Regions from separate parts of the Homo sapiens genome. Here regions 2 and 3 are each linked to region 1. Evidence: chromatin contacts called from ENCODE Hi-C or POLR2A ChIA-PET data. All regions are on one chromosome and are shown on one strand. Each heading gives the region's core, a stretch centred on a gene start or an enhancer-like site at or near the end of the contact. The rest is flanking DNA. Distances are from core to core; before and after follow the strand shown.

Region 1 (4,436 bases), core at 1,561-4,060:
TTGCTCTTCGTGCACATGGTACTTGCGCCTCGACCTGCAGTTACACCAGTCGCATCATCTGTACTTGCCAGTACTGTCTGTTACTCGTCTAGGTGCTCAGTTAGTCAGTGTTTGTGTTCTGTTTTCATTTCTCATAAAGCAGTCCCACAACTGAAGGTTTTTCCCGAGAGAACTGAACAGTATTGTAACTAAATAGATTTATTTCAAGCTTTTCGTAGCAACTGGCCGGTTAGCTCAGTTGGTTAGAGCGTGGTGCTAATAACGCCAAGGTCGCGGGTTCGATCCCCGTACGGGCCAGGATTGAAACTTTTCGAAAGTACGATTACTGCACTCCGTTTTAGAGCCAAGTAACGTCTCTGGGGAAAAACAGCGCCACATTTCCAATCCCAGAACAGGGAGCGTATTGGAGCGCATTCTAAAGTGGGCGTGTCTTGAGAGGAAGGGATTGAGAGAAACCGGGGTTGTTTCGTGATCTTTGCTTCTACATCTTATGGCCACAATATATGGCTCCTGAACTTACTGTGTGAACTGTAAACAAAAGGCTTTGGGACAAATTTGTCTCAAACCACGTGGCACTGATCTGCAGAGTGTGGGAAATGGTCAGGAATAGAGCTGACAAGTGTTCCCAGTCTTCCCCCAGAGGTAAGATGTCCGTCCAATCCACCCAGCCCCTGCCTATTCATGAGGACCTGAGAAGACAATTTCTTCCCCTTCTCTTCTAGAGCATCTTTTTTACGTTTCTGTGGTTACCGGATCTCTGGGCCCCTGTGAGTGATTATCTGTGTCCTCACATTTCCCCTCAGACCAGATGCTTAAGAGCAAGAACCATATCTTTCCCCACGGAGCCTGAGACATCTCCACCCCCACCCCACTCCCAGCACCAGCCCCAAGGGAGCTGCGTGAACAACACCGACCCTCATTCCCATTCCTTTGGCTTATTAATCACTGCAACCCCACACAGACTCAGCCTCAGCCTTCGCAGCAGCAGCACTTTAATTCCACAAAAACTCAGAAAGCCAAAACTGATTAGAACACTCCACAACAGGTGAGCTTCAAAACCAGCAACATTCTACCTGAACCCTGAGAGCAGTGAGACGCCTCCCACCTCACCCCCTCCGCCGTGCAACCCATTCCTCCTAGCTGCACGCCGGTTCTGGCTGGGGAAGTGGTATGGTAGAGGGCCAGAGGGCAGAAGCAGAAGGCTCTCCATCAGCAGGGGTGCATCTTTGCCTGCGGGGTGTTTGGCCAAGGACGGCACAAGCTCCCACAGCCCCTGGCACCTGAGATGTGGCCACTGGAGTCAGGATAGCCACAGTGGGGGCTGGGGCTTCCTCTGTCCCTTTCTCCTGATTACATGTGGGAGTCACGTCCTCACCTTCAAGCAGACCTAAAGCCCCGTGTTCCCAGGGCTGGTGCTCTAGCTAGGGAGGAGAGTTGGGAAGAACAGGGTAGCTACAGATGGCCAACTGAATACAAGCAGAGCAACATCCCTTCCCACCAGGAGAGCCGTTAGAACTTCCCCACATACACCAGCCTAAGGCCCAGCGAGTGGGCACGGGCCAGCTGAACGCATCTGGAAGAGCCTCCAACACACAGGCCTCCCCTCAGTGGGCACTTCCCACCAGGACTCCCTGAAGAGTCCTTAGGGTCCTGCTGGGCCCTGCCCTGGCCAGGACCGGCCTCTCCTGTCCTCCTGGTCACTTGCACAGGGCCTCCAACACCTCCAGAGTACGTCGGATATCCCGGACTTGGCGCGCCAGCCCCTGAACCGGCTGCAGAGCCCGCTCCAGCTCCTCGCAGCGCGCCAGCAGGGTGTACATGCCCTTGATGCTCATGTCCACGGCTTCACCTAAGGAGTCCACAGCATCGCGGTAGGTCTGGATGCAACCCACGCTCAGCGCCGTCAGCTCCTGCACCGCGCCACCCAGACCGCGAAGCAGACGGTCCACCCGGCCTCCCAGCTCCCGACTCAACCGCTCCAGATCCCGCAGCACCTCGGGGTCGATTGGGGGAATGGCCGGTGTGGGTGTGGGTGCAGGCGCTGGGCAGGGCCGCGCAGGGGCAGAAGGCGGGGGTGGAGGCGCGCCGCTCAGACGGATCTTGAGTTGCAGGTTGTTGGCGACAAAGTGGGTAAGGTCGCCGTGGCGGCTCACTGTGCCTTCGAGCTCCAGGGGACTGGAGATGGTGGCGCGGCGTCCGCCGCCCGCGCCGGACTCGGCACTCCCTGAGGACCCGGCGCCACCGCACGCCTCGCTCAGCCCGTCCAGGCTGCGGCTGTCCTGAAGACGGCTGGAGAACGAGCGGCCGGCTCTGCTGCCCGCGGCCGCCTCCTCGTCGTTGTCTTCCTCCTCCTGCTGCTCAACATCCATCCCGCCGCCTGGTCCCCCTCGACGGCAGTCCCTCCCGGAGGAGGGCTTGCCCTCGGGCGGCGCCGGGTTCTTGTGCCGGGAGGACAGGGAAGGTTCGTGCTCTGCACCCGGCGCCCCCCTGCGGCTCCCGGCCCCAGACAGCGTCCCTTGAGGGCCGGGCTCGTTCTCCAGAGCCTCCCGTTCCGGCCGGTGGACGACGCCGCAGCTTGACGTCTTCGGGGACGTCCTGGGGTGGCGGTTCGCGCCCCCAACGTTCTCGGTCTCTTCCTCCCCGGACACCCGGAGGCCTGCGGGCGGCTCAGAGGACGTTCGGCCCGGCCCGCCGCCAAAGACTAGGGCCTGATGTTCCGCTACAGCCAGAAGGTCCGTCTCGGGCCCGGGCCGCCCCCGAGACGACTCCATACTGCAGGTGGGGGCCGCAACGGAGGAATTGGTTCGCCCCGGCTCCGGAGGCAGTGGCTGCGCCTTTAAGGGGCGTTGGTAGAGGCGAGCCGATTGGCAGCGGCTGACAATGGTAAGGACAGGAAAAGCATTTTGATTGGTCGCGGCGACCAGGAAGTCCCGGAAGAAGAGCTGTTACTGCACAGCGGAACACACGTGAACGCCGGCAGGGTGGAGAGAAGGAGGTGACAGCTGCTCCCGTCGCCCCGCCCTTTCTGAAAGCTGATGGGGCAGATCTTAAAGACCAAGGTCCTCAAATTCCTGAGTCCCGAGGGGTGGGGCTCAGATCCTTTCTGCCTGTAATTGTACCCCCCCCAACAGTGATTGCTTAGCAAAAATACCAAGTGGGGAGCCCACTTGGGGTTCCTAGAGAGGTTCTTAGGATGAAAATGGCATATCCTTCTTGGACCATCAGGGTTGAACCTAGTTGACTAAAAAGAAGGAAACCAGAAGTCCAGCATGAGCATGAATGGTTTGCTCTATCTTTCTTGGTTAAGAGACCTAACCACTGAACTGCTCAGAGCGACCCACTGTGGTCAAGGCAGCGGCCTCTGGGCTTTCCTATGCGTTTGTCACTCTTGTTCTGTGTCTCTTGCCCCTTTCACACTGAGGGGTCTCGCCCCTTGGAGGATGGCGTGTGATTTTGCCACGAGGTAAAATATTCAACAAATGAAATGATCACAAATTTTGATATGTGCTATACAGGAAATAAAGTGTTATGATTGAGAATATAACTGAGCAGGCACTAGTTTAGGTAAGGGGTCAGGAAAATACCTCTTTGGTGAGACTTTTAACTAAAAAGAACCAAAAAGACGCAGCCACCCCCCAGGCAGAGAGAAGAAAACTTGAGCTACCTCTCAGAGACAAAGAAGTCTTGACGTATTCAAGAAACTGAGGTGAGGGGGCAGGAGACATTGGGACTAAAACAAAATCAGCAAGATAAGGGGAAGGATTTCGAGCCAAGGAGCTGAACAGGCAGCAGGGGCCACGTCATGCAGGGGGCCTTGTAGTTCCTGTTAGGGAATGGAGATTTCCTCTAAATGCAATGGTGCAGCGACATTGGAAAGGTTGTACATTGCAACACATAGCCAAAGCTTGGAGACATCAGTATTTTTATTTATTTATTTATTTATTTATTTATTTATTTATTTATGTATTTAGAGACAGAGTCCCACTCCGTCACCCAGGCTGGAGTGCAGTGGCGCGATCTCGGCTCACTGCAACCTCCGCCTCCTGGGTTCACGCGATTCTCCTAACTCAGTCTCCCGGGTAGCTGGGATTACAAGCGCCCGCCACCACGCCCGGCTAATTTTGTATTTTTAGTAGAGATGGGGTTTCACCATGTTGGCCAGGCTGGTCTTGAACTACTGGCCTCAAGTGATCCACCCGCCTCGGCCTCCCAAAGTGCTAGCATGACAGGCGTGAGCCACCGTGCCCGGCCAGACATCAGTATTTAATAAAAACAGTTTGCTAACTCTCCTTAGCTGACAAAGGATGTGGTTGTTTTTTCCATTTGGATAGAGAGATGTCTTGAGGCAGTGTCATGCCAGCATTCAGAAGTGCAACTCCCCAGAACTTCCCAGCACTACTATCCCCAGGTGCCTGCCGGGGTCCTAGCCAGCCAAC
Region 2 (4,209 bases), core at 1,334-3,833, 610 kb before region 1:
GAGCTCCTCACCAATCTCCTACTCCCCAGCATCCCCCCATTCCCTCCTCCCACCTTTATCCCAACCAGCACGTCACTGCAAATACCTACCTGCCCTATCCTTCCGCCAGGTTTCTCCTGCCCCAGTGACCGGTCCATCTTGCTGCCTCTCATCATCGGCCTGATCCTTCTTGGCCTCCTCGCCCTGGTGCTTATTGCTTTCTGCATCATCCGGAGACGCCCATCCGCCTACCAGGCCCTCTGAGCATTTGCTTCAAACCCCAGGGCACTGAGGGGGTTGGGGTGTGGTGGGGGGGTACCCTTATTTCCTCGACACGCAACTGGCTCAAAGACAATGTTATTTTCCTTCCCTTTCTTGAAGAACAAAAAGAAAGCCGGGCATGACGGCTCATGCCTGTAATCCCAGCACTTTGGGAGGCTGAGGCAGGTGGATCACTGGAGGTCAGGAGTTTGAGACCAGCCTGGCCAACATGGTGAAACCCTGTCTCTACTAAAAATACAATTAGCCAGGTGTGGCGGCGTAATCCCAGCTGGCCTGTAATCCCAGCTACTTGGGAGGCTGAGGCAGAACTGCTTGAACCCAGGAGGTGGAGGTTGCAGTGAGCCGTCATCGCGCCACTAAGCCAAGATCGCGCCACTGCACTCCAGCCTGGGCGACAGAGCCAGACTGTCTCAAATAAATAAATATGAGATAATGCAGTCGGGAGAAGGGAGGGAGAGAATTTTATTAAATGTGACGAACTGCCCCCCCCCCCCCCCCAGCAGGAGAGCAGCAAAATTTATGCAAATCTTTGACGGGGTTTTCCTTGTCCTGCCAGGATTAAAAGCCATGAGTTTCTTGTCACATGCCTTTCTATGCCTTCCATGGCTGGGTCTCAGGGAGCCGGAAGCAGCTGCTGAGGAGGGATGAAAATGTCAGTGTGTGACGATGCCTCATGGGTTCACCCCCCAAAGCCTGGCACAGCTGGTGTTGGGTCTGCCGTGCCTCCCTTCCTTCCTCCTCTTGGGGCCACTGGCTGCTCCAGTTCCCCATCCGTGGCAAGCCGGTAGAGCCATTCATCCCCGCAGCCTTCTTCCTGACCCTCGTACAGTTTCAAATGCAGCAGACAGCCAAAGCAATGAGTGGGGGGCTGTGGAACTTCATTCCCAAAGGCAGCGCCAGTGGCTCCTGAGCAATGAGAATGTCCTGTCCTGTCCACCATATTCAAGGCCAGCAGAAGAGCCCGATTAAACCCTCGCAGCACCTGGCATGCTCCTATCCCACCTACAAGGGGTTGAATCAAGAAGGAGCAGTGGGTACTCTGACCTCCACTGGGGGCTCCTGGGAACAGCATGCCCCCCACACGGGGCCACCTGCCAAGCCTAACTTCATGCCCCCAGTACTTGAGATGAGGAGTGTCACTCTCAGGACAGCCAAGGTCCAGATTCCAGAAAGGACCTCCCAGATGGCCACAGCCTGCACCAGCAGTGAGCGCCAGTCCCACCCATTACAGCTGGCTACGGCGCAATCCCTGGGAGCCAGGATGAGCAGCACCCCCCAGCCGTAGGAGCCCCAGGAGGCTTCCGGCCTCCAAGGCCCAGAGACTGCCCCACAAGGGCAGCCCTCACCTGGCAGGGCCCCAGCAGCCCCACCTCTGCCTGCAGACATCCGTGTGACCTTGTAGACTTTGGAGGGGGGCCGCCAAAGGGCTGATCCACAGCGGAATGACGCACGGGTGGGCACCGTGGGTTGGCGTCCCGGCGGTCGGTAACGAAGCACAACGCCCCCACCAGGTAGTCCAAGGTGCCCTTTCCCAAGCAGCGCTGCAGGGTCCACTCGGCCTCGCCGAAGTCTCTGCCCAGCACGTGGTGCGCCCTCGGGCCAGCGGGGAGGGGGCGAATCCCGGGACTGCCTCGCCAGGCCTCGGCTCCCCGGAGACTCTTGGGGGTCTGGGCCCCAAGGGTGATTCAGGTGCTGCCCTTCCCCGACCTGGGCTCGCCTCCCCCACCTCCTCCTCTGCTTCACTGTCCCGGGCCCAGCAGTTGCCGGCGCACTCATGCTCCGAGGCCTGAGCCAACCGGAGGCGAGACAAGCACAGGGCCCTGCGCGCAACCCGGCACCTAAGGAGGCCTGCCCGGTGCAGACTCTCCTGCTCCCACCGGCGCCCTTCCCTCTAGAGACGCTGAGAGAACGGGAGCTAGTAGCGCCCCCACCCAACGCCACCTCGGAGACTCCGGCTCCTTCTCTCTCAACTTCGAACAATACAAAGTGTGCTAGGAGAAGACAAGATGGCGCCCAGCAGGAGGAGCGGAGAAAGGCAGGGGTGTAAATCTGGCTTCCAAACTGGAAGCGTCAACAAAGGCGTGGGAGGTCTAACCGCGCAGGCGTGCAGCTTCGGCAAGCTTTACAATTCCAACAGCGCGTCCAAAACGTGGTCCCTGACTGAGACTTATTTTACGCCACTAGAGTGAGGGTGGGTAGCGTCAGAAAGAGCGGGGCACGGGGCGGGCCAGCTTCGCCGCGGGAAAAGAACGGGAGGCGGAGTGTCCGCAGCGCGCACGCGCAACGAAAGTCAATGGCGGTCTGGAGAGACTGGCGGAAGCTAGCTTTGCAATATGGCGGCCGAGGCGGACGGACCGCTTAAACGGCTGCTCGTGCCGATTCTTTTACCTGAGAAATGCTACGACCAACTTTTCGTTCAGTGGGACTTGCTTCACGGTGAGTTTTATTCAGCATCCGATCCAAGTCCTACTCGAGTGACCGTGGGCCCTTAGTCCAAGCCTTGATCGGCGACTAAGTGACGGCAGTGACTGCCGCCATGCCGAGCTGGACGGAAGTCACTTCTGAGAAGGGCGGAAGTGTCTCGGGCTCCTTAGAGGGAGGACACCATATTAGTGCCAGTGGGGAAGTCACCGGGTGGAATTACTTCTTTGTGGAGTTTGTGCTGTAGCGACAATGAAAAACGAAGAGTCAACTTTTATAAAACAAAATAAAAATTAAGTCAAATCATGCCAACCTTTATTAGATCGCTAGCAGGGTTAAACTTAATTCAAAGCCCCTGATGAATCGGGCCTTCATTGCACCCCCAAAGGCTCCGCCACCCTGATTGCTTTCTTTCCAGCCTCCAGGTTTGCTCATAGTCTGATTTCGGAATAATTTGCCTCCCTTCCTTTTTCTGATTGCGAGACAGCTCCACAAGGGTCACCGTCAGACCGTTTGGGGAGCGTCAGTCTGCCCCTGTCAGTTCATGGTACCTCTCTTGAGCTCGTGGGGCACTTTGTTTTAGCCGCATTCATGACCCGTGAGAGTCAGACTCCCACTAGACCAAGTTCCTTGAGGGGAAGGCTTCAAGGCTAGAGAAGTTGTGGATGGCCAGGGCATAAAAGCAAGCCTTGAAAGGGTAAGGTTTAGTCCCTGAGTAGGGGCCAGGGACAGTCAGAGTGTTCAAGAAAGAGTGGTATGGGGCGGGCACGGTGGCTCACGCCTGTAATCCCAGCACTTTGGGAGGCCGAAGCGGGTGGATCACCTGAGGTCAGGCGTTCGAGACCAGCCTGGCCAATAGGGCGAAACCCCGCCTCTACTAAAAATACAAAAAATTAGCCGGGCGTTGTGGCAGGCGCCTGTAATCCCAGCTACTCGGGAGGCTGAGGCAGGAGAATCGCTTAAACCCGGGAGACAGAGGTTACAGTGAGCCAAGATCGTGCCATTGCACTCCAGCCTGGGCAACAAGAGTGAAACTCCGTCTCAAAATTAAAATAAGAAAAAAAAAATGGTATGAAGACTTGTCTTTGGAGAGAGAAGACATGTGAAATGGGGCACCCATTGGCCCAGAGAAGGGAAATAAAGGATCAGAGAGCTCTTGGGCATTTCTCAGCTTTATATGGGGAAGCAATGGAGAGCCGTGGAGGTCAAGCCAAGTTTGGGTGTTAATTTATAGGGAATGGAAGATTGGATGTGGGGGGTGGTAGGCATCGGAGAAAAGCTGTTTTGGAAAGTAACAGTCTGGGGCCCGGTGCGGTAGCTCGAGCTTATAATCCCAGCACTTTAAGGAGGCTGAGGCAGGTGGATCATCTGAGGTCAGGAGTTCGAGACCAGCCTGGCCAACATGGTGAAACCCTGTCTCTACTAAAAACACAAAAATTAACCGGGCATGGTGGTGTGTGCCTGTAATTCTAGCTACTTGGGAGGCTGAGACAAGAGAATTGCTTGAACCCAAGAGGCAGAGGCTGC
Region 3 (4,230 bases), core at 1,419-3,918, 670 kb after region 1:
TAAAGGCAGCCAGGCGCTAAATCCTGCATGCCGTATGGTTCCATTTATATGACATTCTAGAAACGAAAATAAAAACTACAGGGTCAGAAAATAGGTCAGTGTCAGATAAAGGAGTCTTTATCTCTTTTTTAGTCAAACTTTTAATTCTGAGATAACTGTAAATTCCCATGCAGTGGCAAGAAATAGCACAGAGTTTCTGGGTACCCTTTACCCAGTTTCCCCCCAGTGATAACATCTTGCAAACAATGTTACTGTATCAAAATCAAGATATTGGTCAGGCGTGGTGGCTCACGCCTATAATCCCAACACTTTGGGATGGTGAGGCAGGTGGATCACTTGAGGTCAGGAGTTCGAGACCAGGCTGGCCAAAATGGTGGAACCACGTCTCTAATAAAAATACAAAAATTAGCCAGGCATGGTGGCAGGTGCCTGTAATCCCAGCTACCCGGGAGGCTGAAGCAGGAGAATCGCTTGAACCCAGGAGATGGAGTTTGCAGTGAGCTGAGGTCTTACCACTGCACTCCAGCCTGGGTGAAAGAGTGAAACTCCATCTCAAAAACAAACAAACAAAAAACCCCAGGATGTTGATGTCGATACATTTTATTCCGATTTCCCCAGTTTCACCTGTACTTGTGTGTGTGTCAGTCTCTTACCTTTTAATGATACACACTAAACTACAAAAAAAGTGATATTACTTACCCATAAACAGTGGGGTCACAGGTAATTTTTAATACATTTCTACATTTTCTGATTTCTTAATCTTAAGTATATTTGACCTTATTTTTTACTGTGTAACAGATGGCACACACAAAAGAAGAGAGCTAATATATTATGTTCAGGGACATAGTAATTACATGAACATCTGGGAGCCCGCCAGTCAATTTAAGAACGTTGTGCTGTGGGTTTAACGTAACCTTTGCACACCCCTGCCTGGAGCACCCTTCCCCCAGCTTTCCCCACAGCTGGCTCCCCCTCGACATTCAGGTCTTGTTGTCAATGTCACTGCCTCAGAGGCCTTTCCTGAACATCCTGTCCAAAATAGCCCTCCCTGTCACACTCTAGCACACTCTGATTTTATTCATAGCATTTATCAGTATGGAAATTTTTCCTGTCAGGCTTAGTTTTCTTGGCTAGTCATTAGAATGCGAACTCGGCAAATACTGGGATGGGGCGTGTCTCCTTCACTGCAGCATGTCCAGCATCTAGGGCAGCAGCCACTCAGTGGACAATGAATACCTATTTTAGATAAATATTTGATGAATGAATGAAAGTGAAGAATATTGCCAAAAGCCACGTGGCCATGAAGGATAGAACCAGGGCTAGAGCCCAGATCTCAACCTGGGGCGTGGGGTCATGGCCACTTCCCCTGACGTCCGCATGCCTTCCTTTCCCCTCTGTAAACCTCACAGAACCCCCCTCTGTCTTTGTGAAATAAAATGAACACAAACTTCTGTCTGGGGCGGCCTGGGTTAATAATGAACACGGGGCAGCCTCGAAAGAAAAGAAATCTCACAGATAAAGACTAAAAGAGAAGTGTAAGATACCAGGAATTTTTGTGGCAAATGGAGAGTGCTTCTGGGCTGATTTTTAATTGAAAGTAAAATTCCCCTTTGGGAGGCTGAGGCAGGCGGATCACAAGATCAGGGATCGAGACCATCCTAGCTAACATGGTGAAACCCCGTCTCTACTAAAAATACAAAAAATTAGCTGGGTGTGGCGGCAGGTGCCAGTAATCCCAGCTACTTGGGAGGCTGAGGCAGGAGAATCGCTTGAATCCGGGAGGCAGAGGTTGCAGTGAGCTGCAATCGTGCCACTGCACACCAGCCTGGGCAACAAGAGTGAAACTCTGTCTCAAAAAAAAAAAAAAAAAAGGGAAAGTAAAATTCTAAGAAACTTTACCAGTAACTGTCAGAAAGCCTCCCTATTCATTTGCTCATTCCTTCATTCACTCACGCATTCACTCATCAAACATTTATTCAGCGTTTCTATATATTTGTGCAGGTGCTGCTTCCTTGCTCCTCCCACAGGAGACCTTTGTGGTCGATTTCCTGTCCTTTGGGGCTGCTGACCACACCAGTGTGGGGGAAGAGCCCCCAGGGGATGAGCTTGCACGTAGACAGGAAATGGAAATAGAAGCAGCTCATTCTTAAAATGCATCAACATCAAATGTGTCTTCGTTTCAGGAATGAGAAGAATTTTTTAGGAAATAAAGCTTGCCCTTTCAAGCACCAAACCATGCCTCTGAATGTTTTCTCAATTAATCTTTTTTTTTTTTTTTTTTTTTTTTTGAGACAGTTTTGCTCTTGTCGCCCAGGCTGGAGTGCAGTGACGCGATCTCGGCTCACTGCAACCTCCGCCTCCTGGGTTCAAACGATTCTCTTGCCTTAGCCTCCCTGAGGCTAGGAATTACAGGCACCCGCCGCCACCCCTGGCTAATTTTTGTATTTTTAGTAGAGACAGGGTTTCGCCATGTTAGCCAGGCTGGTCTCGAACTCCTGACCTCAGGTGATCCACCCACCTCGGCCTCCCAGAGTGCTGGGATTAGAGGCGTGAGCCAGGCGCCTGGCTGTTTTCTCAATGAGTCTCAATGGAAGCTCATTGTATGCACCGTGCCATAAAACGGTGGCGATGGCAGGAGCTATCAGTAGGCGAGGGTAGCCCTATCCTACATTGAGTGGCTGTTACTGTTTGACTTCTCATGTATGATTCCTCATTTCAGCAGCACCAGCTGTGTTCTGCACTTAGTGGGTGAGTGGAGGCTGCAGTCCAGCCCACCGCTCTGCTGGCCTTTTTGTAATTTACTCAGGCAGGGAGGGTGAGGTTTTGCAATTCATCCATCCAAAGAGGAACTTGCTGTAATTTGTCTACTCAGAGGGGTGCCTCTTTCTGATTTGAACAAAGTGCCTTCTGTGTTGGCTGCAGCCCTGCCTGGGCTGTGTCTGCTCCTCCACCCAACTGCCAGTTTGCTGAAGGCTGGGAAGCCGGAATAAGCACATGCAATTGTCTTGTATGTAAAATGAAGAAACAAAGCCTGAGAACTGATCAATGAAAAGAGCATCAAACTTCCATCCATGGACTTGCAACTTCTATTTGCTCAGAGGGCCCTCTGGCTGTCTTCTGAGTTCCTGGCAGTGTTTTGGGTGGCTGAGGTTGGTGAGTAAATCAAAGAGCCTCTTCAGAACATAATCCATGGGGCAGAAATTGCACAAGACCTGAGAGGTTAGAGATGAATGAATGAGACATAGTCCTTGCCCCCTGGGGTGCGTGGTCTACCAGTCTGTCACCTCATAATGACCGCAGGGTGGCTGTACTTGCCCAAGACCCCTGGAACAGACGTCACACACCTATGGCCCACCATTAGCACACTGAAACTGTCTCACCGCCCCATGCACGCAGCATGCTTGTGATGGTTTATGTGTCAACTTGACCAGGCCAAGGGAGGCCCAGATGGCTGGTGAAGCATTATTTCTGGAGGTGTCCATGAGGCTATTTCCAGGAAAGATGAGCATCTGAATGCAGGGAGTGAGTCAAGATCTGCCCTCAGCCATGTGGGTGGGCATCACGTGATCTGCTGAGGGCCTGAATAGGAGAAGAGGGAGGAGGAAGGGCAGATGTGCTCTCTGTGCTTCAGCTGGGACATCCATCCTGCCCTTGGACAAAATCAGCGCTCTTGGTTCTCCAGCCTTCGGACTTGGACTGAGACTGACGCCGTCATCTTCCCTGGTTCTCAGGCCTTTGGACTCAGACTGGAATTACACCACTGACTTTCCTGGGCCTCTAGTTTACAGACCACGGATTACAGACTTCTCAGCCTCCACAATCACAGGAGCCAATCCCTGCTAATACATCCTTTTGTTCTCTACCCACTCCCCACCCACCTCCCAGTCTCTCTCTCTATCCTATTTGTTGTGTTCCTCTGGAGTGGCCTGACTAATACAATGCTTAAGAAGACTAACCATTTCGCAGACTCATGTAAGAGACTCTCAGAGACTTTGCTCTGTCTAGTATATTTTTAAAATTCACTTTTCACATAAAAAACCATGCGTATGGTAAAAATCTGAAAGGCACAGATAGCTATGCAGTGAAAAGCCAGACTCCTTCTTAGCTATCCTCTGGCCCAAGGGTCCCCAAACCCCAGGCTGCGGATGGGCACTGATCCGTGGGCCGTTAGGAACTAGGGACACAGCAGCAGGTGAGTGGCTGGTGAGCCACCAGGACCGCCTGAGCTCC

The links. A loop is a pair of places that touch in the nucleus more often than their neighbours do. ChIA-PET counts read pairs that join two places held with the same protein, here RNA polymerase II (POLR2A). Pooled maps may share reads with other maps.
Region 2: a loop to region 1 is called in a pooled map, with 4 times the contacts of the local background. The contact joins the promoter of MPDU1 here to the promoter of BORCS6 in region 1. A Hi-C loop is called at or near these places in 1 of 168 maps with a recorded cell type or tissue (naive thymus-derived CD4-positive, alpha-beta T cell) and 7 of 50 pooled maps. POLR2A ChIA-PET finds 5 or more read pairs at or near these places in 1 of 52 experiments (activated CD4-positive, alpha-beta T cell).
Region 3: a loop to region 1 is called in a map with no recorded cell type, with 3 times the contacts of the local background. The contact joins the enhancer-like site here to the promoter of BORCS6 in region 1. A Hi-C loop is called at or near these places in 1 of 37 single-sample maps with no recorded cell type and 3 of 50 pooled maps. POLR2A ChIA-PET finds 5 or more read pairs at or near these places in 2 of 52 experiments (GM12878 and activated T-cell).

Annotation. Positions count from the first base shown.
Region 1 is chr17:8,187,370-8,191,805 of GRCh38, forward strand. BORCS6 (BLOC-1 related complex subunit 6) reads right to left here and starts at 2,811. Exons shown (of 1, transcript NM_017622.3): 1 at 976-2,811. The coding sequence starts at 2,771. The coding sequence ends at 1,698. LOC124903913 (a long non-coding RNA gene) reads right to left here. Exons shown (of 2, transcript XR_007065604.1): 2 at 3,906-4,436. TRI-AAT5-5 (tRNA-Ile (anticodon AAT) 5-5) reads left to right here and starts at 224; the gene lies at 224-297. RefSeq lists enhancers at 790-839, 1,978-2,624, 2,603-2,882, 2,625-3,270 and silencers at 2,063-2,112, 2,183-2,242, 2,443-2,492.
Region 2 is chr17:7,581,269-7,585,477 of GRCh38, forward strand. MPDU1 (mannose-P-dolichol utilization defect 1) reads left to right here and starts at 2,584. Exons shown (of 7, transcript NM_004870.4): 1 at 2,584-2,697. The coding sequence starts at 2,595. It overlaps MPDU1-AS1 (MPDU1 antisense RNA 1), which reads right to left and starts at 2,824. Exons shown (of 2, transcript NR_136402.2): 1 at 2,650-2,824; 2 at 706-895. CD68 (CD68 molecule) reads left to right here. Exons shown (of 6, transcript NM_001251.3): 6 at 110-843. The coding sequence ends at 243. RefSeq lists enhancers at 1,408-2,281, 2,233-2,282, 2,282-3,156, 2,393-2,922, 3,157-4,029.
Region 3 is chr17:8,856,048-8,860,277 of GRCh38, forward strand. The region is part of intron 1 of PIK3R6 (phosphoinositide-3-kinase regulatory subunit 6); the gene reads right to left. Among named protein-coding and RNA genes, the nearest start is that of PIK3R6, 9.5 kb to the right of the region's middle. RefSeq lists an enhancer at 3,393-3,652. Within about 2 kb of position 2,669, at least 8 of the 41 ENCODE cell types and tissues checked have a DNase peak (open chromatin) inside an H3K27ac peak, as active enhancers do; they include GM12878, where a contact is called at or near this core.